Regions from separate parts of the Mus musculus genome. Here region 2 is linked to region 1. A link is a loop called in an ENCODE intact Hi-C map of the cell type or tissue named here. Cell type or tissue: left cerebral cortex. All regions are shown on one strand.

Region 1 (2,500 bases):
CCTTACGTGTCTGTTCACAACTGTCTATATATCTCTAGTACTAGGGCATCCATCACCCTCTTCTGGTCTCTGGAATCACGTGCACACTTGGTGCACAAATCTCTTTGCAGGCATGTGCAAATAAGTCTTGTAAAAGATTTCAGGATATGATTTTTATGATTATGCTTATGATTCTTAGGTGGTAGACAGAACCTGAAAGAGGGCGGTCCTGCGCCTCCTCAGTCAGCGAGGAGAAAAGCTGACGGGCTGAGGTGTACCTCCGGGCATTTTTTTCTTTATTTACATTTCAAATGTTTTCCCCTTTCCAGGTCTCCCCTTCGGAAACCCCCTATCCCATCTCACCTCCCTCCTGCCTCCATGAGGGTGTACCCCCACCCTTCCACCCACTCACTCCCATCTTCCCGCCCTGGCATTCCCCTACAATGGAGCATTGAACACCCTCAGGCTCGAGGGCCTCTCCTCCCACCGATGTTCAACAAGGCCATCCTATGCCCCATATGTGGCTAGCACCATGGGTCGCTCCATGTGTATTCTTTGGTTGGTGGTCTAGTCTGTTGTTCCCTCCATGGGGCTGCAAACTCCCTTAGTTCCTTCAGTCCCTTCTCCAACTCCTCCACCCCGGACCTCGGAGCTCAGTCCAATGGTTGGTTGCGAGCTTCTTCCTCTGTTTTTGTCAGGCTCTGGAAGAGCCTCTTAGGAGATAGCCTTATCAGATTTCTATCAGCAAGCACTTCCCAGCATCCACAATAACATTTGGGTTTGGTAACTGTATATGGCATGGATCCCCAGGTGGGGTAGTCTCTAGATGGCCTTTCCTTTAGTCTCTGCTCCACACTTTGTTTCTATATTTCATCCTGTGACAGAGAAAGTTGTTAGAGGAGAATAACTATCTTCAAATTTTGCATTACATACAATTGTAGTTCCAAAATAATTTATTAGATGTCCACATGAACAAGTAACTCAGGGCTTTGTGCTTGTTCATGTGGACACCTAATATATTATTTTGGAACTACAACTGTACGTAATACAAAATTTGAAGACAGTTATTCTCCTCTAACAGTTTTCTCTGTGTTAGGCATGACGTCTCTGTTCACTTTCACATTGTGTAGATTTGTTTGTAATATTTAAAAACAAGCTTAAAAGGGAACTTTTTAAACTTTAGATTTTTAGAAGTTAGAGTTACCTTAAATTTTGGGGCTTGAATTCCATTTTGTCAGTTGGAGAACATAATGGTAAATGCAGTACAGCCATGTGTGAACTACATAGACCATGTGCACCAGTGAATTCTGCAGTATTTTTATTTTTATTTATTTTTATTTTATTTTTTAACTGCAGTGGCTAACAGTAGTCACCAGCAGAGGGCACTTTGGGCTCTTATGTTACAATGCCAGGTAGTTTATATAGTAGAAAGGACATATCTGACATCTCTCAATTTCCTGTCATTTCCTGGATCAGTTTACGAACCCTGGGACTGAGGAGGGATTGGTCACCCGAAAACCCCTGGGCACTTGTCATCTCAGTCTGGAGGATGAGTGAGAGACGTTCCTGGACAAGTGAATGGGAGGAGGCTGGAACGTCGCTGGGTTTTCTCACCCATTCAGCCGGTTCCCAGTGCCAGATGTTCTCCCAGCCATCTGGAATGGAGTCCAGGGATAAAGGCGTTTGCTTTTACAGAGGTCTAACTCAGTAGATAGGAAGAAAACCCCAAAATGAAGCTAGAGAGCCAACACTAAGGAAGCCTTTGGGTGAACAAGGGCAGAGTTTTTCAAACCGTTTGATTGGTTCCTCTATCCTTATAAGTACACCTTCATGCATACATACATGCACCATACACACGTATTAAGCAAATCCTCGCATGCTATATTTACCCTAATTGTATTTGTTGGTTCTCTAAAGGATCAGAAGTTACAGAATGAATTTTTGCTTTTGCAGGCAAAAAATGCAGACTCCTTCTTCCACGTCCTTTCATATGGGCTGCCACTGGGCACGGGCAGATTTAGGGTCTGTCTCCCTGCTTGAAATAATAGGATTAAGAAAATCCCTCACAGGTGTGCCCAACATACTGGTTTTAACTGAACCCAAACGTAGTCGGGTTAACTAAGATTATACATCGCACTTACAACGTGTGATAAAGGTGTGTGTAGTTTTAAAATTGTTAAGGGAAGTATAGAGAATGAATCAAGCTGAGTGTGGTGGCTCAATGCCTACAATCCTGGCCCCTGGGAGGCTGAGGCAGGAACATCAATATTTCAAGACCAGCCTGTGCTGTAATATAAGAGCCCATTTAATAGACAAATAAACAGAAATAAAAAATAAAAATAAAATAAATTTAATTATAAAATATTTGTTATAAGATATTTATTCTTATATAACATTTTAAAAAGAGAATTATATTTTAGTTTTTACTCCCTACAAGAGGATAAACTTCCAGTGACTAAAATGATGAAGAAAGACTTTCAGGTCAGGACAGGTAAATACTATTTTTTTAGCCCCGTGTCTG
Region 2 (2,500 bases), 700 kb after region 1:
GTTCTCCAAGATGATCTTGGCATCAAAGTGCCTAGTTGTCTGCATCTGCATCCGTAGAAGGTAGGGAAGGCACTTGGCAGCCTTAATTTTGCATATTAAAATCCTAAGGCTCCGATTAGTGGGTGAGTTTAGACCGAGATCCTGAATATCCCAGAGAGCAGAGCAAAACCCTCTGATGTAAGACCTGCCTCTGTGTGAGCCCAGGAGATGCAGGGGTGGATGGTCCCAGAAGCTTGCGTTCCAGGGCTTTCCTGCGGTGTAGCTGTGGCTCTTCCCTGTTCTGAATGAGCAGGTTACAACAGGGTTAAGTGAAGGAAGTGACATTAATACTAGAAGCCCCGAGTCAGTGATCAAGATCCCAAATGTAGGTGACTGTATTGGCTGATTTTGTGTCAATTTGACACAGGCTGGAGTTATCACAGAGAAAGGAGCTTCAGTTGAGGAAATGCCTCCATGAGATCCAGCTGTGGGGCATTTTCTCAATTAGTGATCAAGGGGGAAAGGCCCCTTGTGGGTGGGACCATCTCTGGGCTGGTAGTCTTGTGTTCTATAAGGGAGCAGGCTGAGCAAACCAGGGGAAGCAAGCAAGCCAGTAAAGAACATCCCTCCGTGGCCTCTGCATCAGTTCCTGCTTCCTGACCTGCTTGAGTTCTAGTCCTGCATCCTTTGGTGATCAACAGCAATGTGGAAAGTGTAAGCTGAATAAACCCAACTTGAGAGTTCTTGTTCATGATGTTTGGTATAGGAATAGAAACCCTGCCTAAGACAGCAAGTGACAAATGCTATTTCAAATAAAAACATATTTTTTTTAGAAATCAGAAAATAATTCAGAAGAAAACAAGACAGAGAGATGGAGGTAGAGGGTTTCATGTTGATAAAAGTAAGTCACTGAGCTTCAAGCTGCTGGCACGCATGGGTTCAGCTCTGGAAAGAAAAAGCAGTCTAATGTTTGTGCAGGAATAGAAACCCTGGCTAAGACAGTGACGTTGGGTCCCTATACTAAAATGAGCCCAGAATTAACTGAAGGAAGTAGGTGGTATGGAGTAAGGAAGAGCTGGGGCTTCTATCCCTAGCTTGTGATGCACAGGTTTGAAGAGTCTGGAGAGATGAGGTCACAGCTGGAAATCACTTTTGAAGATGGAACCCGGTCTGAGAAACCACCTGCTTCTTCCTTAGTGACTTTGTTCCTGCAGGTAACCATCCACATTCATCAGATTTATTTATTTACCAGGGTATTCATCTGATGGGTTCAAAATAACCCAGTATTTAATAATCATTAGAAATTATAATGAATGGTTGCTTACATTTTGGTATTGTATCTTTCTGGGATTTTCCAGGCAGCCCCCTTCTCCCTCCTTTAAGGTCAACATGACTCGGACTTCAGACAACTGGTCATCTAAACGGGTTCTACCTGGGCTCCTGGTGAGTTTCCTTGATGGCATGCTGCCCTCTAGAGGTTGAAGCAAACAGCACCGCAGAAATCAACGAGGGAGTGGTCTGCTGGCCTCACTTTTCTTAACAAAGATTCAGTCTTCATCAAATTTTATTTCAGCACTAGGAAAAAAAAATAAATCATAGAAAGTATTAGCTATTTTTAAAGGTCTTAAATCAGGTGACATCAGGCCATCAGATCTGGCCCACCCCACACATGTATATATACCTTCCTTATCTCCTTCCTCCCTCCCTTCCTTCTTCTTCAGATGGAGTGTGCAGCATTTGGCTAGCCTTCATGAGACCCTGGGCACCACTCCCAGTGCCTCAAAATAAAGTAAACAAACAATGCATTAAAACGCATCAATAAAAATCTGCCACGGGGAAGAGAGTGAGAGACATGTACACCCACCCAAAGCTCCCTACTTAGGGCAACAACCCCAGCTTTCACTGGTCTTTGCATGTGCTGTCATACTTAACTCTCAGCTCACTCTTATAGAGATATTAAAGACCACAACACAGCAGAAAACCGCAAAGCCTACATTTGAACCCAGTTTTCCTTATTTCAGAACTTATGCAGATTTTGTCAATAGGAAAACAGACTATCACATAGCATTTGAATGACTGTCTTTATTTGCTTCTGATTATATATAATAATCATGACTTTAGGGTTTTTTTTAAATAAAAAAGAGTTTATAGATTTAAAACTATGACAACCAGAGATTTTGCCATTTGACAATACATTTACCTAAACCTCAATTTGGCTAGCATAGTCAAGACAGACAGACATCCAAGTATGAAAAATGTGTATTGTTATATAGGTGATGGGCCAGGGGGAAAAGAAATTCCTAAAATCTGCAGTTAAAGAGACAAGCTTACAATATCAAAAGCTAGAAACACAAAGCAGAGTAAGAAAAATGACATTAAAAGTGAACTAATGGGGCTGGAGGGGTGGCTTAGCCATTAAGAGCACTGACTGTTTTTTCCATAGGTCCTAAATTCAATTACCAGCAACCACATGGTGGCTCACAACCATCTGTAATGGGATCCAATGCACTCTTCTGGTGTG

Evidence for each region. Peaks named below come from ENCODE experiments on the same cell type or tissue, not always from the same donor. Only the 100,000 strongest peaks of a DNase experiment are listed, where the experiment ranks them.
Region 2: it touches region 1 in a loop (5-fold over the local background); 3 of 42 quality-filtered maps call a loop at or near these places.

The regions. Positions count from the first base shown.
Region 1 is chr12:55,887,370-55,889,869 of GRCm38, forward strand. No RefSeq gene overlaps it. Among named protein-coding and RNA genes, the nearest start is that of Gm22296, 22 kb to the right of the region's middle. In left cerebral cortex, a CTCF peak has its summit at 1,360 (motif pointing right); a DNase peak (open chromatin) is centred at 1,375; H3K4me3 peaks cover 221 bases.
Region 2 is chr12:56,590,474-56,592,973 of GRCm38, forward strand. The region is part of intron 2 of Gm26973 (a long non-coding RNA gene); the gene reads left to right. C87198 (expressed sequence C87198) reads left to right here and starts at 586. Exons shown (of 5, transcript NR_046003.1): 1 at 586-693; 2 at 1,074-1,193; 3 at 1,338-1,422. In left cerebral cortex, a CTCF peak has its summit at 1,458 (motif pointing left); a DNase peak (open chromatin) is centred at 1,450.